2 separate regions of the Homo sapiens genome follow, and region 2 is linked to region 1. A link is an interaction called in ENCODE POLR2A ChIA-PET data of the cell type or tissue named here. Cell type or tissue: A673. All regions are shown on one strand. Each heading gives the region's core, and the rest is flanking DNA. Links, peaks and the distances in the headings are about the cores only. Region 1 overlaps TUBA1B-AS1 (TUBA1B antisense RNA 1). Region 2 has its middle 33 kb from the start of TUBA1A.

What was found. ChIA-PET counts read pairs that join two places held together with the same protein. Peaks named below come from ENCODE experiments on the same cell type or tissue, not always from the same donor. Only the 100,000 strongest peaks of a DNase experiment are listed, where the experiment ranks them.
Region 2: POLR2A ChIA-PET joins it to region 1 with 12 read pairs; 33 of 35 experiments call an interaction of 5 or more read pairs at or near these places.

The regions. Positions count from the first base shown.
Region 1 is chr12:49,133,537-49,147,878 of GRCh38, reverse strand. TUBA1B-AS1 (TUBA1B antisense RNA 1) reads right to left here. Exons shown (of 2, transcript NR_183484.1): 2 at 16-216. Among named protein-coding and RNA genes, the nearest start is that of TUBA1B-AS1, 9.1 kb to the right of the region's middle. In A673, for the core only: no CTCF peak of the experiment used is centred there; a DNase peak (open chromatin) is centred at 9,128; H3K4me3 peaks cover 1 bases; H3K27ac peaks cover 741 bases.
Region 2 is chr12:49,214,677-49,229,602 of GRCh38, reverse strand. It overlaps a transcript of TUBA1C not described here. Among named protein-coding and RNA genes, the nearest start is that of TUBA1A, 33 kb to the right of the region's middle. RefSeq lists a silencer at 6,104-6,338. In A673, for the core only: a CTCF peak has its summit at 3,850 (motif pointing right); no DNase peak of the experiment used is centred there.

The DNA of each region.
Region 1 (14,342 bases), core at 6,116-14,115:
GAAAAAAGATCAGTGTGGCTTAAACAAATTGCTTCATTTTCTCCCATAATGAGACGTCCAGGGGGAGGCAATGCAGGGCTTGACAGCTCCATGTTGTCATCAGGCACCTAGACTCTATCTTCCTCCATCCTTAGCATATCATATGGCATAAGGTTGCTTTATTATCGTAAGAAGATTACTAGAACTCCACAGGACCCCAGCCATCTTGTCCATGTTCTAGGCAAAAAAAAAAAAAAAAAAAAAAAAGAAAAAGAAAGGGCCAATGACACTAGCTCAATCTTATCAATCCTGTTTTAGAAACTTTATCAGCAGCCCCACCAAACAACTTCCACTAACATTTCACCAGAACTTAGTCACATGGACCCCATCAGTTGGAACAGAAGCTGGGCACCCTGTTCCCAAAGAAATCAGGGTTCTGTTACTAAGGAAAAGAGGGAGAATTAGGAAAGATTACCTATTTTGTTCTTCTTTTTTAAAGATGAGGTTTAGCGGCTGGGCACGATAGGTCACATCTGTAATCCCAGCACTTTCGGATGCTGAGGCGGGCAGATCACGTGATGTCGGGAGGTCGAGACCAGCCCGACCAACATGGAGAAACCCTGTCTCTACTAAAAATACAAAATTAGCCAGGTGTGGTGGCACATGCCTGTAATCCCAGCTACTCGGGAGGCTGAAGCAGGAGAATCGCTTCAACCCGGGAGGTAGAGGTTGCGGTGAGCCGAGATCACGCCATTGCACTCCAGCCTAGGCAACAAGAGCGAAACTCCGTCTCAAAAAAAAAAAAAAAAAAAAAGGATGAGGTTTTGCTATGTTGCCCAGACTGGACTCAAACTCCTGGGCCCAAAGGATCCTCCTGCCTTAGCCTCCCGAGTAGCTGAAAGGCACCACTGTATGCCACCATCCCTGGCTGAAATTACCCATTTTCTAGTTCACTGCAGTAGAGGAGAAAAACAGAAATAATCAGAAGAGAAATTCCACAGATTCCACCACTAAATCTAACTGCCAACCGATTAATCGCTCCTCGAATTCTGGCTTCCTCCTGTGTGTCAGCAGGTGAATACTGTGCTCCTTTCCAAGGTGAACCCCTCCATGGTGCACTGGGTGCCTTTCCATTTCACTACTCTAAAGCTTTGCTCCTTTTCCCCACAACATGGATTTTACCTTTTGTTTTTTTTTTCTCATTAGCAAACAAATATTCTAAAATAGCTCCCACCTTAGAAACAAAAACAAAAAGAAAACCCCGCCTTTTATTGAACATCCCTATCCAGCTCTCCTGGTTATTACTCTTCTTTCTAACCCCTTAAAGCAAAAATCCTCAAAAAAGTTTTTAAATTCTCCTTCCTCCACTTCCTTGTCATGAATCATCTCTTGAACTTACACCAATAAGGCCTTAATTCATCCTTACTGCTCCACTGAAGCCACTCTTGCCCAGGTCACCAGTGAAATCTAACAGCTGATTCTCAGACCCCATGTTACCCAGCCTCCCAGAAAGCACAGTTCAAAAAGCAGAGTTATCACCTGCTCCTGCTTGAAACACTTTCTTCATTTGGTTTCCAGAATACTAAACTCTTCATTATTTTCTTTCTTCTATTTTTTTGGAAACACGGTCTTGCTCTGTTACCCAGGCTGGAATGCAGTGGCGCGATCACAACTTACTGCAGCCTTCACCTCGTGGGCTCCTATGTCAGCCTCCCAAGTAATCGGTACTACAGGTGCACACCACCACGCCTGGCTAATTTTTGTATTTGTTGTAAAGAAGGGATCTCCCTGTGTTGCCAGAGCTGGTCTCTAACTCCTGGGCTCAAGCAATCCTCCCACCTTGGCCTCCCCAAGTGCTGGTATTATAGGTGTGAACCACTGCACCCAGGCCATTATTAACTTCCAACATCACTGTCTGCTCCTTTTACTTTACACTACTAGATCCTGTTCCTAATTTTTATAAGTTAGAGTGCTCTGGGGTTCAGTCCTTGGACCTCTTCCTTTTTTTTTTTTTTTTTTCAGACAGTCTCGCTCTGTTGCCCAGGCTGGAGTGCAATGGCACAATCTCAGCTCACCACAACCTCCGCCTCCCGGGTTCAAGCGATTCTCCTGCCTCAGCCTCCCAAGTAGCTGGGACTATAGGCGCATGCCACCATGCCCAGCTAAATTTTGTAATTTTAGTAGAGACGGGGTTTCACTATGTTGGCCAGGCTTGTCTCGAACTCCTGACTTTGTGATCCGCCCGCCTGGTCTTCCCAAAGTGCTGGGATTACAGGCATGAGCCACTGCGCCCGGTTGGATCTCCCCCGTTCCCCAGGTGATCTTATCCACTTTCTATACTGATGACTTCTAAATTTATCTCCAACACGACCTCCCCTCTGCACTTTTTAACCAACTATTACTGCCTAATCAACATCTCTACTTATATTTAACCCACTGCATCTCAAACTTAACATGTCCAAAACTGAACTTTTGATTCTTTCCATTTCTCTACACCTGTTCCTCCTTTAGTATTCCCCAGTGTTGCTCAGACCAAAAATCTAGGGGTCATGACTGACTCCTCTCTTTCTTTCTCACAGCCAACTTCTTAATAAATCCTGTCAGTTCTGTCTTCAAAATATACTCAGAAGGCTGGGCGTGGTGGCTCAAGCCTATAATCCCAGCACTTTGGGAGGCCAAGGCAGGCAGATCACGAAGTCAGGAGATCAAGACTATCCTGGCTAACACGGTGAAACCCCACATCTACTTAAAAAAAAAAAAAAAAAAAATTAGCCGGGCGTGGTGGCACACGCCTGTAGTCCCAGCTACTTGGGAGGCTGAGGCAGGAGAATCACTTGAACCTGGGAGGCAGAGATTGCAGTGAGCCGAGATCACACCACTGCACTCCAGCCTGGGTGACAGAGCAAGACTCCATCTCAAAAACAAAACAAAACAAAACAAAACAACTCACATTTCCACCACTTCTTACCACCTCAACAATATCACCTTGATTCAAGCCACTATCATCTCTTATTTGCATTACTGCCCATTCCCTTCTAGTTCATCTTCCTTCTTCCACTCTTAACCTCCTGTGGTTTACTCTCACAAAAGCCAGAGCAATGCTCTTAAAACCTAAAATAGAACATGTCACACCTTTGCTCAAAACTATCTAATAGCTTCTCATTATTTTTAGAATAAAACACAAAATCTCTCCATGCCTAATAACACTATTACATGAGCTAGACCCTGGCTACCTCTCCAATCTCATTTCATAACGCTCTCCCCCTCACTCACTACTCTGCTCTGGCCTCATTGACCTTCTTGTTACTGCTTTGAAAAGATATACACATCCAGTTTCCAGACCAGCAGAAAAGAAGCTCGGAAGTCACCACTCCATGATAACAACAAGTAAAAGCTGAACAAACTAAAAAATCAACAGCTCCTTTTTTTTTTTTTTAACTGCTCCATGCAGAGCAGGGCTAAGTCATAGGCAGTGCATCTAGAGCTGCCAACAACTCTTTATAGATCTGTAGGAGAAACTAGATAAAAAAAGTAAAGGAGGCCGGGCGCGGTGGCTCACGCCTGTAATCCCAGCACTTTGGGAGGCCGAGGCGGGTGGATCACAAGGTCAGGAGATCGAGACCATCCTGGCTAATACGGTGAAACCCCGTCTCTATTAAAAATACAAAAAAATTAGCCAGGCATGGTGGCGGGCACCTGTAGTCCCAGCTACTTGGGAGGCTGAGGCAGGAGAATGCCGTGAACCTAGGAGGCAGAGCTTGCAGTGAGCCGAGATTGTGCCACTGCACTCCAGCCTGGGCGACAGAGCGAGACTCTGTCTCAAAAAAAAAAAAAAAAAAGTAAAGGAGGCTGAGCATAGTGGTTCATGTCTATAATCCCAGGCCTTTGGGAGGCCAAAGTGGGAGGATGACTAGATGCTAAGAGTTCAAGCCCAGCCTGGGCAACATGGCAAGACCTCATCTCTACAAAATTAAAATTAAACTTTTTTTTTTTAAAGTGAAGGAGCTGGGCAAGGTGGCACACCTATAGTTCCAGTTACTTTACAGGCTGAGGCAGGAGGATCCCTTGAGCCCAGGAGTTCAAGGCTGCAGTATATGATTATCACATCTGTGAATAGCCACTGCACGCCAATCTGGGCAACATAGCGAGGCTTCATCTCTACAAAAAAGTAATAAAAAAGAAATAAAAGGCTGGGTGTGGTGGCTCATGCCTGTAATCCCAGCACTTTAGTAGGCTGAGGCAGGTGGATCACTTGAGGTCAGGAGTTCAGGACCAGCCTGGCCCACATGTTAAAACCGCATCTCTATCAAAAAATACAAAAATTGGCTGGGTGTGGTGGCGTATGCTGTAGCCCCAGCTACGCGGGAGGCTGAGGCAGGAGCGTTACTTGAACCTGGGAGGAGGAGGTTGCAGTGAGCCAAGATCACACCACTGCACTCCAGCCTGGGTGACAGAGCGAGACTCCGTCTCAAAACAACAGAAAAAGAAATAAAAGAGAGGACATAATTACAGATTCCATGAACATTAAAGGGAAAATAAAGGAAAACTCTATGTGCACAGATTTGATAACCTAGATGAAATAGACAAATTCCTTGAAAGACACAATCTGCCAAATTCACATAAGAAGAAAGACAATTTGAACAGCTCTATATCTATTAAAGAACTGAATCGGCTGGGCGCGGTGGCTCATGCCTGTAATCCCAGCACTTTGGGAGGCTGAGGTGGGCAGATCATGAGGTCAGGAGATCGAGACCATCCTGGCTAACACGGTGAAACCCCATCTCTACTAAATATACAAAAAATTAGCTGGGCATGGTGGCACGCACCTGTAGTCCCAGCTACTCGGGTGGCTGAGGCAGGAGAATTGCTTGAACCCAGGAGGCAGAGGTTGCAGTGAGCTGAGATCGCGCCACTGCACTCCAGCCTGGGTGACAGAGCGAGACTCCGTCTCAAATAATAATAATAATAATTGAATCAATAATTAATAACCTTCCCAAACAGAAAGCACCAGGCCCAGATGGGTTAACTGATGAATTCTACCAAACATTTATTTATTTATTTTGAGATGGAGTCTTGCTCTGTTCCCCAGCCCGGAGTGCAGTGGTGCAATCTTGGCTCACTGCAACCTCTGCCTTCTGGGTTCAAGTGATTCTCCTGCCTCAACCTCCTGAGTAGCTGGGATTACAGGCGTATGCCACCATGCCTAGCTAATTTGAATTCTACCAAACTTTTAGGGGAAACATTATCCCAATTTTATACCATCTCTTTAAGAAGAAAGAAGCAGAGGGATTATTCCCTAACTCATTCTATGAGATCAGTGTTACCGTAATACCAAAACCAGACAGATACTACAAAAAAAAAAAAAAGAAAAAAGAAAACTACAGACCAATATTTGCATGGACATAGATGCAAAAATCCTTAATTAAATATCAGAAAATCAAATCCAACACTGGATAAAAAGAATTATATACCAAGACCAAGTGGAATTTATCCCAGGTATACAAGGCTGGTTCAACATTTGAAAATGAATAAGGCCAGGAGCAGTGGCGCATACCTATAATCCCAGCATGTTGGGAGGCTGAAGTGGGACAATCACTTCAGCTCAGGAGCTCAAGACCAGCCTGAACAACGTGGCAAGACCTCATCTCTACAAAAAATTTAAAAATTAGCAGGGTGTGGTGGCATACACTTGTGGTCCTAGCTACTCAGGAGGCTGAGGTGAGAGGATCGCTGAAGCCCAGGAGACCGAGACTGCAGTGAGCTATGTTCATGCCACTGCACTCCGGCCTGGGTGACAGAGCAAGACCCTGTCTCAAAAAAAAAAGAAAGAAAAAGAAAAGATCAATTAATAAAATCCATCAGATCAGCAGTCTAAAGAAGAAAAAGGCCAGGTGCAGTGGCTCATGCCTGCAATCCCAGGACTTTGGGAGGCCGAGACAAGCAGATGGCTTAAGGTCAGGAGTTCAAGACCAGCCTGGCCAACATGGTGAAACCCTGCATCTGCTAAAAATAAAAAAAATTTGCCAGGTGTGGTGGCGTGCGTCTATAATCCCAGCTAATCCAGTGGCTGAGGCACGAGAATTGTTTGTACCAGGGAGGTGGAGGTTGCAGTGAGCCAAGATGGTGCCACTGCACTCCATTCTGGGCAACAGAGCAAAACTGTTTAAAAAAGAAAAAAGAAAGAAAAATCACATAATCATATCAACATATGCAGAAGAAGCATATGACAAAATCCAACACTCATTCATGATAAACTCTCTTGATAAACTTAGAGGGGAACTTTCTCGTCTTGATCAAGAATGTCTACAAAATCCCTACAGCTAACACTATACTTAAAAGTGAGAAATTAGAAGCTTTCTCACTAAGATTAGGAACAGGCAAGCATGTCCCTTCTCACGACTCCAGCAAGACTTATTTTATTCACTGTTATATCAACCCAGCACTTATAAGGAGTACCTGCCATGGTAAGCTCTCAATACTTGTCCAATAAGTAAATAAATAAAAATAGACACCATACTGTTTTCTCTATATTTAATACAATGGACACTTTCTAGTCTTTACCCTATTTAACCTGCAGGATTTGACACTGCAGCATTTGACACTGTACTCGCTTGAAACTCTTTACTTGGATCGTAAAACCCCCAGTTCTTCCTCTTTGATCATTCTTTCTCAGACTCCTTTTGTTTATTTGTTTATTTATTTTTGAAACGGAGTCTCGCTTAGCCGCCCAGGCTGGAGTGCAGTGGTGCGATCTCAGGTCACTGCAACCACTGTCTCCCAGGTTCAAGTGATTCTTCAGTCTCAGCCTCTTGAGTAGCTGGGATTACAGGCACCTGCCATCATGCCCAGCTTTAGTAGAGATGGGGTTTCAGCATGTTGGCCAGGCTGGTCTTGAACTCCTGACCTCAGGTGATCCACCTGCCTTGGCCTCCCAAAGTGCTAGGATTATTGCGACCGGCTCAGACTCCATTTTTTTTTTTTTTTTTTTTTTTTGAGACAGTCTCGCTCTGTTACCCAGGCTGGAGTGCAGTGGCACAATCTCGGTTCACTGCAACCTCCGCCTCCTGGGTTCAAGCAATTCTCCTGACTCAGCCTCCTGAGTAGCAGGGACTACAAGTGCACGCCACCATGCCTGGCTAATTTTTGTATTTTTTTAGTAGAGACGGGGTTTCACATGTTGGTCAGGATGGTCTTGATCTCCTGATCTTGCGATCCACCTGTCTCGGCCTTCCAAAGTGCTGGGATTACAGGCATGAGCCACCATGCCCAGCCACTTTTTTTTTTTTTTTTTTGAGATGGAGTCTCACTGTTGTTGCCCAGGCTGGAGTGCAATGGCGCAACCTCAGCCTCCTGGGTTCAAGTGCTTCTCCTGTCTCAGCCTCCCAAGTAGCTGGGATTACAAGCATGCGCCACCATGCCCGGCTAATTTTGTATTTTTAGTAGAGATGGGGTTTCTCCATGTTGCTCAGGCTGGTCTCGATCTCCTGACCTCAGGTGATCCGCCTGCCTTGGGCTCCCAAAGTGCTGCAATTACAGGCGTGAGCCACTGTGCCCAGCCCCAGACTCCTTTTATAAGCTCATTTTCTCCACTTTAAATGTGATCATTCTTTCAATTCCTTACTAAGGCCAGGTTCTCTATCTACTTCAGGGTTCTCTATTAATACCACCACGTTCAGCCGGGAACGGTGGCTCACGCCTGTAATCCCAGCACTTTGGGAGGCCAAGGCGGGTGGATCATGAGGTCAGGAGTTCCAGACCAGCCTGGCCAACATGGTGAAACCTTGTCTACATTAAAAATTCAAAAATTAGCTGGGCACGATGGCAAGCACCTGTAATCCCAGCTACTTCGGAGGCTGAGGCAGGAGAATTGCTTGAACCCAGGTAGCAGAGGTTGCAGTGAGCCGAGATTTCACCACTGCACTCCAGCCTGGGTGACAGAGTGAGACTCCGTATCAAAAAGAAAAAAAAAAAAAAAGAAAGAAAAGCACTACTTTCCTAGCTCTACACATTCCCCCTGAGAGGTCTTACCATTCCCGTAGTTTAATTACCATTTTAATACTGAAGGTTCAAAATCTGTCTCTCTCTCCCCTCTCCATATCTGCAAGTATGTCTGCCTAATGGACATCTCTAAGCATATGTACTACCGACACTTAAACCTCAAAATGTGTTAAAAACTGACCTTTTCTTACTTCCCGCCCACTTCTTTCTTCAATATTTTGATCTCAGTGAAAAGCACCACGATTCACGTGGTTATTTAAATGAGAAACCTTTGCTGGTCGCAGTGGTTCACATCTGTAATCCCAGCACTTTGGGAGGCCGAGGTGGGCGGATAGCTTGAAGTCAAGATTTCGAGACCTGCCTGGCCAACATGGTGAAACCCGGTCTCTACTAAAAATACAAAAATTAACCAGGCGTGGTAGCACATATCTGTAATCCCAGCTACCTGGGAGGCTGAGGCAGGAGAATCACTTGAACCTGGGAGGCAGAGGTTGCAGTGAGCCAAGATCGTGCCACTGCACTCTAGCCTGGGAAACAGAGTGAGACTCTGTCTCAAAAATAAATAAATAGATAGATAGATAGATAAATAAAATAAATGAGAAACCTACAAAATAACCTCCATTCCTTACTTTACCTCACAACCCATATCCAATCAATCACAAGGTTCAATATTAAACAAAAATTACATATTAAGCACCTACTATGTGCCAGGTATTGTTCTTGTCTCTAGGGATAAAGCCTGCTTGCATTGGCTTACATTATAAGGACATTTACTGTTTCCTTTATTCATTAATATTTATTTAGTTTCTTTAATTTATTATTTAATTAATAAATGTGGAGATAGGTTGGTTTTAAGGTTAGGTCGATAGCTTCACAATATCAGACCACTGCACTGAACTGGCATCTTTATGATTCTCTTTGCATTAGACCCTCAAGGACTGAAGTTGGCTCTAGGCATCATATCTTCAAAGAACATTTCCAAAGGCAGAAAGCAAAGGGAGAGGGGTGAAACAAAAGGGACTTCCTCAACGGGGTAATCTCTTTTTATCAGAGAAGAAAATCATTCCCAGAAAGTCCTCAGCTGACTTGCCTCTTTATGTCCCATTGGTCAGAATCAGGTCCAATCATGAAGGAAACTGAAAAAGCAAGTATCTGGCAAAGGGAAACAAGGTTGCATTTATTTGTCCCCGGGGACTGAGCACACAAATACCCTTTAAACAGTGGCAGATAAAGGAGGCTGTCTTAGCAAGGAGGAATGGAAGAAGGTAGTTTTTGGAAGGGCAACCAAGACTGACTTCCACAAAAAGAGACATGGAGTTTACATAAAAGAAGAAACTTTAAACAAGTAAATAAATGTACAAACAAGGTAATTTCAGATTCTGTAAGAGCTGTGAAATAAGAGTGGTGTGATAAAAAGTAGTGGGCATATTTTGAAAGTAAATTGACAACATGAACTAATGGGACTGAATGTATGAGAAAAAGGTGATTCCAAGTTAACACTGATTCCCATTCATAAATGAAGCTTGAGAAAGATAATTAAGGGTCTAAGGTCATACCACTATTAACTGACAAAGCTAGAATTGAATCTAGTCCTATCTGACACCACCGAAGTCAATTTTCTATTTTTTTCCCTTTTTTTTTTGGTTTTTTTTTTTTTTTTTTTTTGAGATAGAGTCTCACTCTGTCACCCAGGCTGGAGTGCAGTAGCATGATCTCTGCTCACTGCAACCTCCACCTCCTGGGTTCAAGCGATTCTCGTGCCTTGGCTTCCCAAGTAGCTGGGATTATAGCCACGTGCCACCAGGGCCAACTAATTTTTGTATTTTTAGTAGACGGGGTTTCGCCATGTTGGCCAGGCTGATCTCTAACTACTGGCCTCAAGTGATCCACCCGCCTCGGCCTCCCAAAGTGCTGTGATTATAGGCCTGAGCCACTGCACCCAGCCCAAAGTCAATTTTCTTTCCCCAGTACCATCTATCTGTGGAAAAGCAGATGTAAATTTATAATATTGGGATAAATAAGAATGAAGTTCAAATATTTATAAATAGTTAACACTTGGTAAATTGTTGCCATTTGTTATTTTGTTTTTACTTGTAGAGCTAGTGAAATGAACAAAATATTTTGTAAATTTCTGTGTCTAAACCACAATATGGAAACTATCAAAAACAGTTACCCACTGCTTAGAACAGTAGCAAATGGCCATGATACTATGTAGCAAAAATGAGAATAACTCTAATTGCATCACAGGGTTTCCCACTACACCAAAGACTCAAAGCAAACAGTTGCAGGCCTGAAAGAGTACAACAAAAGAAAGGCCTATATAATCAATTAAAATGTGCAGACAGACTGGGCACAGTGGCCTGTACTGCAATCTCAGCAGTTTGGGAGGCCAAGGTGGGAGGATCGATTGAGCCCAGGAGTTCAAGACCAGCCTGGGTAACAATGAGACTCCACCTCCACAAAAATAAAAAATTAGCCAGGCACAGTGGTGCTTGCCTGTAGTCCCAGCTACTGAGGAGGCTGAGGTGAGAGGATCGCTTGAGCCTGGGAGGTGGAGGCTGCAGTGAGCCATGATCATGCCCCTGTAATCCAGCCTAGGCAACAGAGTGAGATCCTGTCTTAGGGGAGGAAAAAAAATGTCAAGACAGTAAATACTACTGTGTTTATGTTCCAGACATAGATAACTACTATTTACTCGTGTGTGTGTGTGTGTGTGTGTGTGTGTGTATAGGTATGTATAATAAATAGAGGCTGAGCATGGTGGCTCATGCCTATAATTAATCCCAGCACTTTGGGAGGCCAAGGTGGGTGGATCACTTGAGGTGAAGAGTTTGAGACCAGCCTGGCCAACATCGTGAAACCCCATCTCTACTAAATTACAAAAACTAGCCAGGTGATGGTGGTGCACATCTGTAATTCCAGCTACTAAGGAGGCTGAGGTGGGAGAATCGCTTGAACCTGGGAGATGGAGGCTGCAATGAGCTGAGATGGCACCACTGCACTCCAGCCTTGGCAATACAGCAAGACTCTGTCTCAAAAAAAAAAAAAAAAAAAACAGAGGCCGGGCATGGTGGTTCACATCTGTACTCCTAGCACTTTGGGAGGCCAAGGCGGGCAGATCACAAGGTCAAGAGTTTGAGAACAGCCTGGCCAATATGGTGAAACCCTATCTCTACTAAAAATATATATAAAAAAAATAGGCTGGGTGCAGTGGCTCATGCCTTTAATCCCAGCACTTTGGGAGGCCGAGGTGGGCGGATCACCTGAGGTCGGGAGTTCGAGACCAGCCTGACCAACATGGAGAAACCCTGTCTCTACTAAAAATAAAATACAAAAAATTGCTGGGCGTGGTGGCGCATGCCTGTAATCCCAGCTACTTGGGAGGCTGAGGCAGGAGAATCGCTTGAACCCAGGAGGTAGAGGTTGCAGTGAGCTGAGATCACGCACCATTGCACTCCAGCCTGGGCAAGAAGAGCAAAACTCCATCTCAAAAAATAGATAGATAGATAGATAGATAGATAGACAGACAGACAGACAGACAGACAGACACACAGATGTAAAATTAGCCGGGCGTGGTGGCGCGTACCTGTTTTCCCAGTTACTCACTTGGGAGGCTGAGGCAGGAGAATCACTTAAACCTGGGAGATGGAGGTTGCAGTGAGCCAAGATCATGCCACTGCACTCCAGCCTAGGAGACAGAGCGAGACTCTGTCTCAAACAAACAAACAAAACAAATAGACCTGGCCGGGCACGGTGGCTCACGCCTGTAATCCCAGCACTTTGGGAGGCCGAGGCGGGCAGATCACGAGGTCAGGAGATCGAGACCATCCTGGCTAACATGGTGAAACCCCGTCTTACTAAAAAAATACAAAAAATTAGCAGCCGGGCATGGTGGCGGGCGCCTGTAGTCCCAGCTACTTGGGAGGCTGAGGCAGGAGAATGGCATGAACCTGGGAGACAGAGGTTGCAGTGAGCTGAGATCGCGCCACTGCACTCCAGCCTAGGCAGCAGAGTGAGACTCCGTCTCAAAACAAAAAACAAAAAACAAATATACCTATGTAGGTTAAGTATGGATTTTTTAAAAAATCAGACTTTCCTGTCAGGTACTAAAGAGGAGGCAGGCTGGGCATGGTGGCTCATGCCTGTAATCCTAGCACTTTGGGAGGCCGAGGCGGGCAAATCATTTGAGGCCAGGAGTTCGAGACCAGCCGGGGCAACACGGCAAAACCCCCTCTCTGCTAAAAATATAAAAAATAGCCAGGTGTCGTGGCACATGCCTGTAATCCCAGCTACTTGGGGGGCTGAGCCACAGGAATTGCTTGAACTCACAAGGCAGAGGTTTCGGTGAACTGAGATTGTGCCACTGCACTCCAGCCTGTGCAACAAAGCAAGACCCTGTCTCAAAAAAAAAAAAAGAAAGAAAAAGAAAAAGAAAAAAAGAAAAGGAAAAAGAGGCAAAATACATTTATCATTATTCAATATTATTCTGGCATAAAAATGTGTTACAGTTGGGTGTGGTGGCTCATGCCTGTAATCCCAGCACTTTGGGAGGCCGAGGCAGGCAGATTACATGAGTCCAGGAGTTTGAGACCAGCCTGGGCAACATGGAAAAACCCCATCTCTACAAAAAAAAAAAAAAAAAAAAAAATATATATATATATATATATATATATAAAATATAAAAATATATATAATATAAAAATAAATATATATATAAATATATATATATATTTTTTTTTTTTTTACTCCTCCAATACTGGGCAGGGCTATGCCCATTGAATCATCAGAACATCGCCAGGTGTGCGGATCACAAGGTCAAGAGAACGAGATCATCCTGGCCAACGCGGTGAAACCCCATCTCTACTAAAAATACAAAAATTAGCTGGGCACGGTGGCACGTGCCTACAGTCTCAGCTGCTCGGGAGGCTGAGGCAGGATAATTGCTTGAACCTGGGAGGCAGAGGTTGCAGTGAGCTGAGATTGTGCCACTGCACTCCAGCCTGGCGACAGAGCGAGACACCATCTAAAAAAAAAAAAAAAAAGAATCAGCTGGGTGTGGTGGCTCACACCTGTAATCCCAGCCCTTTGGGAGCCCAAGGTGGGCGGATCACCCGAGGTCGGGAGTTGGAGACCAGCCTGACCAACACGGAGAAAGCCCGTCTCTACTAAAAATACAAAATTAGCTGGGCGTGGTGGCGCATGTCTGTAATCCCAGCTACTCAGGAGGCTGAGGCAGGAGAATCGCTTGAACTTGGGAGGCAGAGGTTGCAGTGAGCCAAAATTGTGCCATTGCACTCCAGCCTGGGCAACAAGAGTGAAACACTCTCTCTCAAAAAAAAAAAAAAAAAAAAAAAAAAAAAAAAAATCAGACAGAACATCATGCAAATATGGACCTCCCCTGGCTCCCTAGAAACCAACTGCAAATTCTCTTTTTTTTTTTTTTTTTTTGAGACAGAGTCTCGCTCTGTTGCCCAGGCTGGAGTGCAGTGGCATGATCTCGCCTCACTGCAAGCTCCGCCTCCCAGGTTCACACCATTCTCCTGCCTCGGCCTCCCGAGTAGCTGGGACTACAGGTGCCCACCACCACACCTGGCTAATTTTTTGTATTTTTAGTAGAGATGGGGTTTCACCGTGTTAGCCAGGATGGTCTCGATCTCCTGACTTCGTGATCCGCCTGCCTCAGCCTCCCAGAGTGCTGGGATTACAGGCATGAGCCACCGTGCCCAGCCCACCAACTGCAAATTCTTATAAGAGAATCCTGTCCCAAAGATCAACGTCCACTGTCAGCAGGAAGAAGTTACAAAAAATGACCTTCACCCTTCATCTCCCCTTAAGATTAGAGTAGTAGAGGAGAAGAGTAAAGGAGGTATTATGTTAGGGAAACAGGAACATAAGAGTTAGGGTAACATGGCCACGTACGGTGGCTCACGCCTGTAATTCCAGCACTTTGGGAGGCCGAGGTGGGCGGATCACCTGAGGTCAGAAGTTCGAGACTAGTCTGGCCAACATTGTGAAATCCCTTCTCTACTAAAAATACAAAAATAATCTGGGCATTGTGGCAGGTGCCTGTAATCTCTGCTACTTGGGAGGCTGAGACAGGAGAATCGCTTGAACCCACGAGGCAGAGGTTGCAGTGCGCCAAGATCACGCCATTGCACCCCTGCCTGGGTGACAAAAACAAAACTGTGTCTCAAAAAAAGAAAAAAGGGCTAGGATAACACAATTTCAAAATCAATTCTAAATTTAGACTAGCAAAGCCTATTCCTTACCAGATACAACCCATGGTCATAAGATGTTTACAGCTAAGGAAGCAGTTTATTAATGCTGGCAAGGACAAACTCCTATGACAACAAAATGTTCGGATG
Region 2 (14,926 bases), core at 2,729-10,728, 85 kb before region 1:
CTGGGTTTGGGGTGAAGTGAGCAGTACCGGCAGACTTTTCCTTTGTCTTTTTACAAGATAATTTATTCGTATAAGGGGTATGTAAAGAAAGAAAGGACAGAAAAGAAACAAGTGATGCTGTTAAAAAATAGACTGGGTGTGGTGGCTCACGCCTGTAATGCCAGCACTTTGGGAGGCCAAGGCGGGCGGATCACCTGAGGTCAGGAGTTCAAGATCAGCCTGGCCAAGATGGTGAAACCCTGTCTCTACTAAAAATACAAAAATTAGCTGGGCATGGTGGTGCACAGCTGTAATCCTAGTTATTCGGGAGGCTGAGGCAAAGAATTGCTTGAACCCAGGAGGCAGAGGTTGCAGTGAGCCGAGATTATGCCACTGCACTCCAGCCTGGGCGACAGGGTGAGACTCTGTCACACGCACGCAAAAAAGATAAAGGTTCGCAACATGCAGTAAAGTGGGGAAAGTGATACAAATACACCAAGCTAAAATCCACCGCCTCCTTCATGTCCAGGGAAGACCAATAGATTAGAGGAGTGTCCTCATGTTGACATTATTAATACTTTAATGATTTTCTAAATTTAATGTCTCCTGTGTCTACCAGAAATATATTCCTGAGAAGTTCAATAGACTTGGAAGCAGACCACCTGGGTTCAAGGCCCGACTGCCTTTCTCTGTAACCTTGGGCTGGTTTCTCAAAGCCTTAGTTTCCTTATCTGCAGAGTGGAGAGGATAGTAACACACTTCACAGGGTGCCCTGAGGATTAAATGAGATAACGCATAGGAAAAGCCATCCAAACCTGGGGAACAGAGACTTGTAAATTGCAGATTGTGTTAGCGCCTACTCTCTTCCCATTCTCTCCCTCCCACTTCACAGAATTGTTTTTCCTCACACCTTTAAGATGTCTGAGTATCCCACACTAAAGTAGAGTAAAATTAATAAATCATTCTTTAGTATAATATTTGCTGATAACAGGCCTCTTGTAATTTGAGACTTTAGATTCTGCAGATGCATGGTTTTTAGGCTTCAATAGCCTGTATTCATGCATGTATTTTAAGGGATATGCTCATTTGATTCCATTTATAAAATATGCCTCTTCCCTGTGCAACCCACTTTTGATTCAGAAACTAAAATATTCAAATCAGGGAGGCCATTTAAAGTATAAGACAAAAATATAATTAATGTGTTTTGCATCTGAAAATATGTCTATTTGTGGTCCTAATAAAACTTCAGACTGCTCTGAAATTTCAATATTCCAATAATAAGCCTTATAATAAAAAGGATTGCAGAAATAATAAGATAAACACTAATGCCACCAATATAATTAAACATGAAACAATAAATAGGAGCAAATTCACAAATATCAGTTGCATGCACACAGTACCATGTCCAAGCCGTGCATGATGAAGCTATTTACATTACATTACTATTACAGCCTTACCTTTGAATCACAGCCAGGTTCTCCTCTGCTTTTGCTGGATGTGCATGTGTTAAAAGGCGCAGGGAGCTGAAGAGTCCTGGTGAAGTAAATAAGAATCCAGTTAGAGATGTACAGTTTTGCATTCAGAAAGGATCCATTTGAAGGATCTAATTCCAAGCACACAAAGCACTCATCCCTCCCTAGCTCCTCCACCCCATTGAACCAGGCTGTCATTTTAGAGCTGGGCGCCCATTGTTCACTTTCTTCTACTTTAATTAGATTTGACAGATTGCTCTTTCTGGCTAGACTGGCTGTTGCCAAGAACAGAGAGAAGAGATGAGGCTGACCTTGTCATTGTGCCATTGGGATCAGGTCCCCACCCCCTCCGCCATCCTAGTCCACAGATCACTGAAATTTCTCCTTAGTGGCTTCAAATCTATTCCTCTTCTCCTCTAGCCTCTTTCCTACATGCCTCCTGGCAGTCCTAGCACCTCTGAGTTTTCTTACTCTCAATACTGTGGGCTTCAAAGCCTAGGTAGGCTGTGGGAGTAGAATAAGTGGTGTTGTTGTGTTTTTTCATAACAATACTCTGACCCTGATTTTTTTCTTTTTTTCTTTTTGAGACAGAGTCTTGCTCTGTTGCCCAGGCTGGAATGCAATGGCAAGATCTCAGCTCATTGCAACCTCCGCATCCCAGGTTCAAGCGAATCTCCTGCATGAGCCCCCTGAGTAGCTGGGATTACAGGCATGTGCCACCACGCCCAGCTAATTTTTGTATTTTTAGTAGAGACGGGGTTTCACCATGTTGACAGCTGGCCTCGAACTCCTGACCTCAGGTCATCCCCCTGCCTCGGCCTCCCAGAGTGCTAGGATTACAGGCATGAGCCACCGCGCCTGGCCGGCCTTGGTTTTTTTCTGCAGGCCTATTGGTAAAAACAGACCAGCTTTTCCAAAGGGAAATGTAACTGCAGTTCCACTCAGGAGCCAGGAAATATTGATCGCTTAATGAAGTAGAGCTCAGCAAGGACCCACGGATCTGAAGCAAACCCCGTGCCCCGCTGCCCTGTTTCCCATCTGTGAAATGTGGCCAATAACTCCTGAACCTTCACCATCTCAAACACACATTATATTGGTATTAGGTAAGAACCAGACAATAAAATGATAGAATGGGAAGTGATCTTAGAGATCATCTAGTCTAATAACTTTTCTTGGAATATTAAAAAACACAGACCAAAAGTGAGAAGTGACAAGACAGTGTCATGAAATTAGTTAATAGATGTTTAACACCTGGCACTATGCAAACGGCCTCTGATCAGTTTTGTCACAAACCTGCCTTTCTCCAATTTATCCTATGCTTGATAATAAACTATATTGGCCAGGAAAGCACTTTCTTTCTCTTTTTTTTTTTTTTTTTTTGAGACAGTGTTTCGCTCTTGTTGCCCAGGCTGGAGTGCAATGGCACGATCTCGGCTCACTGCAACCTCCGCCTCCCAGGTTCAAGCAATTCTCCTGCCTCAGCTTCCCGAGTAGCTGGGATTATAGGCATGCGCCACCACGCCCAGCTAATTTTGTATTTTTAGTAGAGACAGGGTTTCTCCATGTTGAGGCTGGTCTCGAACTCATGACCTCAGGTGATCCACCCACCTCGGCCTCCCAAAGTGCTGGGATTACAGGCGTGAGCCACCGCGCCCAACCAGCACTTTCTTTCTCTGAGGAAAGAATCTCCTCACCCAAGGACTGTATTTTTATTTTTCTTATTTTTTTGAGACAGAGTCTCACTCTGTCGCCCAGGCTGGAGTGCAGTGGCGTGATCTTGGCTCGCTGCAACCTCCACCTCCCAGGTTCAAGCGATTCTCCTGCCTCAGCCTCCCAGGTAGCTGGGACTTCAGGTGCCTGCCACCACACTGAGCTAATTTTTGTATTTTTAGTAGAGACAGGGTTTCATCATGTTGGCCAGGCTGGTCTTGAACTCCTGACCTAAGGTGATCTGCCCACCTCAGCCTCCCAAAGTGTTGGGATTACAGGCATGACCCCCCACGCCCAGTCAAAGGACTATATGTTTAGAAATGCTGAATTTACTGAGTTTACTGGGAACTCAGTGGTCTTGTACTAGAACCTGAGTCACCAAATGCCACACAACTGTCATAGAAGAACAGGATGGACCTCAACAGGCTGGAGGCCTGGGCCCTGCTCTTACATAGGAGTGGCCCTGTCCCTGACCCAGCTCTGGCCACGCCCGTGGCCTCAAGAGCTGTGAGCAGGAGCAACCGGTAGGAAGTTCTCCTTGGAACAAACTTAGTGTTTACCGGGTTGTAATATAAACCCATTCAAGTACAGTTCATTCAACTGCTCAAAAGCATTTATTAAAAGCTCATTATTTGCTAAGCCCCTGTGGGCTGATAAGGCTACTCCATTGAGTAAGACACAGCCTCAAGGAGGCAGCAGTGTCAACACCTAACATGCAGGGGAGCACTGTGGGGCCTTGGTGGGAGGAGGAAATACTGTTTTCCTTGGTTGAGGTTCAAGGAATCAGAAAAATGTCGAAGGAAGTGATTCTTCGCTGGGCACAGTGGCTCATGCTTGTAATCCCAGCACTTTGGGAGGCCAAGGCAGGTGGATCACAAGGTTAGGAGTTCGAGACCAGCCTGGGTGAAACCCTGTCTCTACTAAAAATACAAAATATTAGCTGGGTGTGGTGGTGGGCGCCTGTAATCCCAGCTAGCTACTCGGGAGGCTGAAGCAGGATAATCGCTTGAACCCGGGAGGCGGAGTTTGCAGTGAGCCAAGATCACGCCATTGCACTCCAGCCTGGGTGACAGTACGAGACTCCATCTCAAAAAAAAAAAAAAAGGAAGTGATTCCTGAATTGAGCTTTGAGAAATAAGGGATATCTGGGGATGGGAGGAGGGATGCAAGTACATGGCGTTGAGATAGAGAGTGGGCCTGGTGTTTTGCTGGAAAAAAAGGAAGTTTGGGGCTTGCATAGCACCAAAGATGAGATTGGGAATTTAGGTAGAGGTCAATGGAAACACTGTGTGACAAAGGGAGAAAGCTGGATTTTCTATTGGTAGCTCCTGGGAACCACGGAAGAGTTCTAAGCAGGGAAGTAAAATGATCCAAACTGTGTTTTAGAAAGATGGCCTGTAGGCTGGGCATGGTGGCTCACACCTGTAATCCCAGCACTTTGGGAGGCTGAGGTAGGAGGATTCCTTCCACCCAGGAGTTCAAGACCAGCCTGGGCAATGGAGCAAGACCCCATCTCAATTAAAAAAGAAAAGAAAAGAAAGAGAGAGAGAAAGAAAGAAAAAAAAAAGAATGAAGAAGAGAAAAGAAAAAGAAAAAAAAGGCTCTGGCCAGGCACGGTGGCTCATGCCTGCCATCCCAGTGCTTTGGGAAGCTGAGGCAGGAGGATCACTTGAGCCCAGGAGTTTGAGATCACCCTGGGCAATACAGTAAGACTCCATCTCTACAAAAATTGTTTTTTAATTAGGTGGGCATGGTGCACCTGTAGTCCCAGCTACTCAGATGCTAAGGTGGGAAGATCACTTGAGCCCAGGAGGTTGAGGCTACGGTGAACCATGAGCGTGACACTGCACTCCAGCCTTGGCAACAGAGTAAGATCCCTCCTTAAAAAAAAAAATAGAAAGAAAGGTGGCTCTGATGGCAGCATGGAAGATAGTTTGGAGGACAGGTGGGAAGGATTCAGCTCAGGGGCCATGTATTCTAGGAAACCTTTCCTGAGCTCTCAGGCAGAGCTGTCGGTGCCTTGTCTGGGCCTCTGCAGCACCCATGCTCTGACACTTAGCCTATTTGATTTGTTTATATGTCTGCCTCCCTCATCAGAGTATAAATTTCCCAAAGACTGAGACTTATTTCTTTTACATATTTATGTAAAATACACCTACCACAGCATATAGCCCTAGATATACTTTTATTTATTTATCTTTTATTTTTTGAGTCCGGGTCTCACTCTGTTGCCCAGGCTGGAGTGCAGTGGTGCAATCACAGCTCACTGCAGCCTTGACCTGCCAGGCTCAGGAGATCCTCCCATCTCAGCTTCCTGAGTAGCTGGGACTACAGGCACCTGTCACCGCATCCAGATTTTTTTTTTATTTTTTGTAGTGACAGGGTCTTGCTGTGTTACCCAGGCTGGCCTTTCTTTCTTCTCTTCTTTAACTGCATTTTTATATGCTATGTTATATGGTTTCTTGTGTAATATCCTCACTCTAGTCCTACTGAATTGCAATGGACATTGTTTCTTGTCACCCCAGTTTCTCTTCCTGTACTCTGACAATAGGCCTGATTTTTTTCAGGGAATTCTCTGCTTTTGGTCTTTGCGATCTGATTAGGGCTTCCCCAACCTCTAGCTCCAGGGTGAAGGACAAGATTTAGGCCTAAATCAGCCAGTCCATCCTAGCTAATTGGTTTGAGGTAAGCATGTGCTCTAAGCCTTCCTAATCAGATTAAATCTAGGGACTTTCTCCAGAGTTACTGGAAGAAGAGTTTCTCTCTCTCTCTGTCTTCCTGCTGGACATGGAGTTAATTAATTGGTGACAGGGCTGCTGTAGCCATTTTGACACCAAAGGGATAAGCCTGTTTGAGAATGAAGCTAATACATGGAGGAAAACCCAGAAAACTGGAGAGAGAGAGTCCCGGGGATGGGAGCAGAGCTCCTCTCTAATCAGCAACTCTCCCTGCTAGTTTGGAAACTGTGTATTTGGTAATGGTGAGTGTTAATTCATTTACACCTGTGAGGTTTCTTTCTCTATTTTTTCCTTTATTTTTCTTTTTGTTTTTTTGTTTTTGAGATAGGGTCTCACTCTCTTGCCCAGGCTGGAGTGGAGTGGCACAATCACAGCTCATTGCAGCCTCCACCTGCTGGGTTTAAGTGATCCTCCTGCCTCAGCCTCCTGAGTGGCTGGAGCTGTAGGCATGCACCATCATGCCTGGCTTTTTTTTTTTTTTTTTTTGTAGAGACAAGGTCTTACTATTTTGTTCAGGCTGATTTCAAACTGTTGAGCTCAAGCGATCCTCCTGCCTTGACCTCCCAAAGTGCTAGAATTACAAGCGTGAGCCACGAGGCCGGCCTATTTTTTTGGTGGAGGCCAAGCTTCGCTCCCTGTCCCCTGTTTTGAGATGTTTGGCAGCTAAAGACCGATAACAAGGTATAGGAACAATGGATTGCTAGTACTCAAGGAGAAGGATCAAAATGTCTGCGTTTCCCATGTAAGTGAAAGTTAGGGAGGGAGCTCAAGACTCTTTTTAAAGAATGTATCTCTTCCCATCTTGTTCAAAGCTTTCAGTAAGTGTTATTCGGTTATATAAAACTCAACCACATCTATCCAAGCAGTCTCACGAGTTAGGAATTTGACCAGCTGTCCATGAGGAAGTGGGCTAAAAAGCCAAGCATTCTCTCTCTCTCTCTCTCTCTCACACACACACACACTCTCTCTCTCTCTCTCTCTCTGTCTCTATCTGTCAGATTTCAGTGCTTAGCAGTACACCACATACATGCTATTTATTCACATAGCTTGTTCCTTATTTTCAGTTATTTTTGTCCTCTGTAAAGTGGGAAGCATTAAGGAAAGCAAACTTCCTAGTTCTTCTTCTTCTTTTTTTTTTCTCTTTTTTTAAACGGAGTTTCATTCTTGTTGCCCAGGCTGGAGTGCAATGGCATGATCTCGGTTCACTGCAACCTCCACCTCCTGGGTTCAAGTGATTCTCCTGCTTCAGCCTCCCAAGTAGCTAGGATTACAGGCACCTGCCACCACGCCCAACTAATTTTTTGTATTTTTAGTGGAGACGGCATTTCACCATGTTGGCCAGGCTGGTCTCGAACTCCTGACCTCAGGCAATTCGCCCTCCTCAGCCTCCCAAAGTGCTGGGATTACAGGCTTGAGCCACCACACCCAGCCTAGAGTCTTTATTCTTATACTAGCATCCTGCCCCACTGTTTTCCAAATATTTACTATTATTTCTTCCTAATATATTTGCAAATATGTAGTTTAACCATTGGTTATTTAATAACAATATTATGGACTTGCAAAATCTAGCATTTATTAAAGAAGCCAGTCACAAAAGATCACATATTGTATGATTCCATTTATATAAAATGTCCAAAACAGGCAAGTCCTTAGTGACAGAAGTAGATTAGTAATTACCAGGAGCTAGGAGGAAGGGATAGAAATGGATACAGGATTTCTTTTGGGAGTGGTGAAATTGATTTTGATGATGTCTGTGAAACTCTCTGAATATACTAAAAATAGTTGAATTGTGTACTTTCTTTCTTTCTTTTTTTTTTTTTTTGAGAGGGAGTCTTGCTCTGTCGCCCAGGCTGGAGTGCAGTGGCGCGATCTCAGCTCACTGCAAGCTCCACCTCCCGGGTTCACACACACCATTCTCCTGCCTCAGCCTCCCGAGTAGCTGGGACTACAGGCATCTGCCACCACGCCTGGCTAATTTTTTGTACTTTTTAGTAGAGACGGGGTTTCACCGTGTTAGCCAGGATGGTCTTGATCTCCTGACCTCGTGCTCCACGTGCCTCGGCCTCCCAAAGTGCTGGGATTACAGGCATGAGCCACCGCACCCGGCGAATTGTGTACTTTCAATAGGTGAATCGCTATAGTATGTGATTTTTACCTCAACAAAGCTATTTAAAAATCTAGTGCTATTTCTTACTGGATTTTGAAAGAGAATTAAAAATTTTGGCCAGGCACAGTGGCTCACACCTGTAATCCCAGCATTTTGGGAGGTAGAGGCAAGTGGCTCACTTAAGCTCAGGAGTTCAAGACTAGCTTGGACAATGTGGTGAAACCCCATCTCTACAAAAAATACAAAAATTAACCAGGCAGGGTGGTGCACACCTGTACACGCAGCTACTCAGAGGCTGAGGTGGGAGGATGGCTTGAGCCTGGGAAGTCGAAGCTGCAATGAGCTGAGATTGTGCCACTACACTCCAGCCTGGTCAACAGAACGAACGACACTGTCTCAAAAATAAAAATAAAAAATTCACTTCCCCATTTGCCAACATTTCTCTAAAGTAGGTGAGCAGTCTTCAGCTGGGCCCTCTCCCTAACTTAGTTCTCCCTACTTGGGTCCATTTCCCTGCTCTCTGCACCCCCATCAACAGTTTAATCTGCCCAGAGCTCAACCCTGGAAGTCAGGATTCTCCTCCCTGCACCACCAGACTCTGTGCCTTTGCCAACATGGTTCCTTCCATTCAACCTGTGTGTTCAGGGCCCTGACTGCATGTCACCTCTTCAAGGGCCTTTCCTTTCCATTTCACTGGGAGTGGTCTGCCCTCCAGGGTACAAGAAGTGACATTTCAACCAAATGTTTTGATACCACACAGCAAGGCGTCATCAGTGTTCTAGTCTGGATTCTTTGGGCCTGCACCACCCACCAGTGACCCTTTTCACTAAGTTAATGCCACATTTAATTTTCCTTATTATAGCATCAAAGTCTATATTTTATTTTGTTTGTTTGCTTTTGCTTTCTTCTGCCCATTATTTGATCCTTCCCCTCTTCTTTTTCCCATCTCCTCACTTCCATTCCCCCTTCAAGCCCTTCCCTTGGTACCTGGCTAATTCTTGCTAAATATTCAGGACTCTGGAAAAATGTCATCTTTTCCAGGAAGGTTTCTCTGACACCTCCCCTCACCCCTAGGATTGTGGCTGAACTGAAGTAATGGCAAGGGAAATGTAGAGAAATAAACAAATTGGAAAAATATTAAGGAGGAAGATTTGGCAGAACTTGCTAATGTGAAATAAAGCCTAAAGATCAAACAAAATAAGCAGTGAATTTGAGATACCAATTTAGTCATTTCATGTTTTTTCAAGCTTTGTGCCATCTACAGTTTTTTTTTGTTTTTTTTTTTTTTGAGACGGATTCTTGCTCTGTCATCTGGGCTGGAGTGCAGTGGTGTGATCTCGGCTCAGTGCAACCTTTGCCTCCCGGGTTCCAGCAATTCTCCTGCCTCAGCCTCCCAAGTAGCTGGGACTAAAGGCGCATGCCACCACACCTGGCTAATTTTTGTATTTTTAGTAGAGACGAGGTTTCACCATGTTGGCCAGGCTGGTCTCGAACTCCTGACCTCGTGATCTGCCCGCCATGGCCTCCCAAAGTGCTGGGATTACAGGCGTAAGCCACCACGCCTGGCTGTCATCTACAATTTTAATAAGAAAGATAGATCCTCCTGCCAAACGTGTCTTCCTTAAACATCTGTTATAATATTGCTTTATTGATGGAGGGCCTTTTACGACTCTCTGGTTACTAATGCACCAAGCCTAAACTCTGCCTTGCTTTAAAGGCCTTCCTAGTTGGTCCAGCCCTTCCCATTGGCTCCACCCAGCTGTGGTCAGGCTGGCTGCTCCATCCTCCAGGACAAAGTCTTGCTCACTCCTGCTTGTAACGCTTTTGCCACCACCTCACCTGCAGCAGTGCATTCCCTACGCTCATCTCAGGGACCATTTAAGGCTCAACTTCAAGGTTATTCCTCATGAAAGGCTGCTTGCCTGTTCCACGCCTTCTTGTGCCCTCTGAACTTCTGAAGCATTCAATTTAGCACTTAATTATATATGCTCATCTTACATAATCTACTGTTGCTTTCATGTGTGTTAGTCACGTTTCCCTCAACTAGATTATAAATTTGTTGAGTGCGGGAACCATAATTTATACTTCTTTTTTTTTTTTTTTTGAGATGGAGTTTCGCTCTTGTTGCCCAGGCTGGAGTGCAATGGCACGATCTCGGCTCACCACAACCTCCGCCTCCAGGGTTCAAGCAATTCTCCTGCCCCAGCCTCTCGAGTAGCTAGGATTACAGGCATGTGCCACCACGCCCAGCTAATTTTGTATTTTTAGTAGCGACAGGGTTTCTCCATGTTGGTCAGGCTGGTCACAAACTCCCAACCTCAGGTGATCCACCCGCCTCGGCCTCCCAAAGTGCTGGGATTACAGGCGTGAGCCACCGCGCCCGGCCAATTTCTACTTCTTTAAGATCATACGTTCTGGAATCAGACTATGCTCAAATCCTGGCTCTCCTACTTGCTAGCTGTATGGCACTGGGCAAATGGCTTAACTTCTCTATGTCTTAGTTCCTAATTTTTTTTTCTTCTTCTCTTCTTTTCTTTTTTTTTTTTTTTTTTTTTTTTTTTTTTTGAGACAGAGTCTTGCTCTGTTGCCCAGGATGGAATGCGGTGGTGCAATCACGGCTCACTGCAACCTCCGCCTCCCGGGTTCAAGCGATTCTCCTGCCTCAGCCTCCCGAGTAGCTGGGATTACAGGCACCTGCCACCACGCCAAGCTAATTTTTGTATTTTTAGTAGACAAGGTTTCATTGTGTTGGCCAGGCTGGTCTCGAATTCCTGACCTCATGATCCACCCACCTCGGCCTCCAAAGTGCTAGGATTACAGGTGTGAGCCACCTTCCCTGGCCAGTTCCTAATATTTAAAATGGAGATAATAAAAGTATCTATCTCATAGGCCGAATGCAGTGGCTTACGCCTGTAACCCCTATGCTTTGGGAGGCCGAGGTGGGTAGATCACTTGAGCTCATGAGTTTGAGACCAGCCTGGGCAACATGGTGAAAACCTATCTCTACAAAAAAATACAACAATTAGCTAGGCGTGGTGTTGCATGCCTGTGTTCCTAGCTACTTGGGAGGCTGAGGTGGGAGGATGTCTTGAGCCCAGGAGGCAGAGGTTGCAGTGAGCCTAGATCGTGCCACTGCACTCCAGCCTGGACGATACAGCCAGACCCTGTCCAAAAAAAAAAAAAAAAGAAGAAGACCTATCTCATAGGAGTGGCCATAGGCCTTAATGAGGCAACTCATGTACAGAGCCCAACAGACAGCTAGCAAATTCTAAGAACTCAATAAACATTAGTTAGTATTATTATCTCCCACATTGCTTACATGTCATCAAACACTGAGTGGATGCTTAACAATTAATTTTTGCTGATTTAATAGGTTGCATATAAATCTCTTTTAGATGCCTAAGAGAATCAGAAACTCTTTGGTTGAGGAAAAAGAGGTGTATTTGTACAGATAATAATAATTATTTTTATTTTTATTTATTTATTTTTTGAGACGGAGTCCCGCTCTGTCGCCCAGGCTAGAGTGCAGTGGCACCATCTCAGCTCACTGCAAGCTCCGACTCCTGGGTTCATGCCATTCTCCTGCCTCAGCCTCCCAAATAGCTGGGACTACAGGTGCCTGCCACCACTCCCGGCTAATTTTTTGTATTTTTAGTAGAGACGGGGTTTCACCATGTTAACCAGGATGGTCTTGATCTCCTGACCTCGTGATCCGCCTGTCTCGGCCTCCCAAAGTGCTGGGATTACAGGCGTAAGCCACCGTGTCTAGCCAATAATAATAATTTTTAAATGTTTATTAGGACAATTTTACTTCCCAATTTTTGAGGTGCATTTCACCATTGCCCCCATGTCTTCACCTGCCTCCTGGAGCCCAGGTGAGGAATCAAGAGGATTGTCTCTCTCACTTCATAAAGACACCAGGAATGAGCATTAGAAAGCAAAATGTGAGGCAGGAGGATGGCTTGAGACCAGGAGTTTGAGGTCAGCCTGGGCAATATAGTGAAATCCCATCTCTACAAAAAATAAAAATAAAAAAAATTAACCAAGTATGGTGGCACACGCCTGCAATCCTAGATACTCTGGAGGCTGACACTGGAGGATCACTTGAGCCCAGGAGTCTGAGGTTACAGTGAGCTATGACTACATCACTGCACTCCAGCCTGAGTGACAGAGCGAGACCCTGTCTCAAAAAAACCAAAAATCCTCTTTTATGTAGTTTTCTGTTTTTGAATGCATGTGCCTCAAATAAACAAACATAAATTACTGTACTGGCCTGTTGGCAGTTGAGGCAACAAGATGTCTAGCAGAGTGCAAGACAAAAATAAAGGAGAGAAGAAGGTAATTAAAGACCTAAGGCCATACTCTAGACGCACAGTATTATTATATTTTATATTCTACCAATTACCATGCTTGCCCCTCCCCCTACTCTACAAACTAACTGGCATCAACCAGCTTATCTGGAAGACCTAAGCTTTGAGTCCCACATGGTCCCTGGACTGCATCCTGGCAAAATCCTTATTGCTCAAGTTTCTATGGAGAAAACAAATTATTGTTGTCAGGGAGGAATATGAGACTGCAGAAGCTGACACTATCTGCATGGCCATGGGAGGTATGTGGGATCTACACCAACGTAAAAGATTGTAGAGGCCAGGTGCATTGGCTGACACCTGTAATCCTAGCACTTTAGGAGGCCAAGGTGGGCGAATCACCTGAGGTTGGGAGTTCAAGACCAGCCTGGCAAGCATGGTGAAACCCCATGTCTATTAAAATACAAAAAATTAGCCAGGCATGATGGTGGGTGCCTGTAATCCCAGCTACTCAGGAGACGGGAGAATTGCTTGAACCCAGGTGATGGTGGTTGCAGTGAGCCGAGATTGCACTACTACACTCCAGCCTGGGCGGCTGAATAAGACTCCATCTCAAAAAAAAAGAAAAAAAAAAAGATTGTAGAATGTGAATTGTTCTGAAAAGAAATTCTACGGGAATATTTCTCCCCTGTTACATTTAAATATCATATTTTCCAAATGAAAGATTAAAAAATAAGAGCTTTTTGGAAAATGGAATTGATTGTCTTAGGATGTGAAGATACAAGACCTGGAGACCAGAAGGCATTTGCATAAATTACAATCCCACCTGCTTTATGGGCCCTTTGGCCACAACCTCTTAAAGTGAAGGACAAAAGACAAAGGGCCACAGTCATCAGGCCAGGTGGGATGCGAGGTCACGGAGGCCAGGGGTGTCATGAGAAGAATGAGCATACCTGGCTTCCAGCGTGGTTCCGCCACCACCTGGCTCTGCCTCTTTGGCATGGTCACTCCACTTTCTGGTCTAGGCTCCTCGTCAGTAGGATGACCAGTGAGGGACAGGGATGCCATCTCTCAAGCTCTTTCCACACTGGCATTTCATGACTCTGTTGAGTCTAACAAAATCTGTGCGTTGTTTTGGGCTTTAGGTTACTATTTCCCTCAAAAATCACTCTTTCTCCTTCTTTTCCTTCTCTCCCCCCTGTATGCACACCCTGTCCCTCTCTCCCTCTGACTTTCAGCTCAGAATCTGAAAAATCTTTCTAAGCCTAAATATATTGGTTACAATAATGTGCTCCTTACATTTTTTAACCTGGGGTCTCTGGTAGGCATTTGCTGAAAGCTTGAATTTAAATCTGTAGTTTCTTTTTTTTTTTTTTTTTTTTTTGGTGAGATGGAGATTTACTCTTGTTGCCCAGGCTGGAGTGCAATGGTGCGATCTCGGCTCACCGCATCCTCCGCCTCCCAGGTTCAAGCGATTCTCCTGCCTCAGCCTCCCGAGTAGCTGGGATTACAGGCATGTGTCACCACGCCCGGCTAATTTTGTATTTTTTTTTTTTTAGTAGAGACAAGGTTTCACCGTGTTGCCCAGGCTGATCTCAAACTCCTGACCTCAGGTGATCCGCCCACCTCGGCCTCCCAAAGTGCTGGGATTACAGGCGTGAGCCACTGCGCCCGGCCTAAATCTGTAGTTTCAAAAAAACAAGGAGGATGATAACACTGAATGTATGGTCACGTAGAGTGATTTCAAGGCAGTTTCCCTAAACAAATTCAACAGTACTTCTGCACAAATCTGATGAATATACTGTTTCTCTATTTCCCTTCAAATGGTCCCTTAAAATCAGGATCACTCTAAAGTCTCCATAATTGTTCTAAACCACATTGGGTCTTTCCATGCGGTCCTCTGCTACCATTTCTTAGCAAGCAGTCAGCATAAAAAAGGACTGGGTCAGCTCTCTGTGTGTCAGTGCTTGGCAGCACAGCTCCCCTGGGATGTGTCTCCTGGCACTTACCCAGCCTAGCTATCAACAATAAAAGCTTCTCTTTGTGCTTCCAGTAAGTCATAAATAAATCTCTTCAATCCCACCTGCTTTCTGAGAAGAGCTTTTTAACCATGTCCTTTACTTTGTGTTAAAAAAGACAGGGTTGCTGCTTTAGGAGTATAGTTTTAAAATGTCCACTAAGCAATTGCTCCCTTTCATTGTTTCCTACTCCCAACATTTAGATGTGTAATTTGAGTTACAGTCCCTTTAGTTGCCAGGTTCTGAGACTGGACTGCTTTCCCACTTTATGCTAATTGCCTTTTGAAGCTGCCCAGCCCTAAGTAATCCTCTTGTATAGAAAGTGTTAGCTGAGGAAGGAAGGGTTGATTCTTTGAGCAGCAGGGAAGGCATACCCTCCCCAGAACAGCAACTGCTCAAGGGGTGGGGGCAGTGACCTGCCTGGACATGGCTTCAGGAACTCTAATAACTATCACCAAAAGACAAGAGGGCCAGGATATTGGCCCCTAGGAGAGTACCAGCCACAAGACCAACACTAAAAGAAGAACAAGGCTAGTCGTGGTGGCTCACGCCTGTAATCTCAGCACTTTGGGAGACTGACTGAGGTGGGCGGATC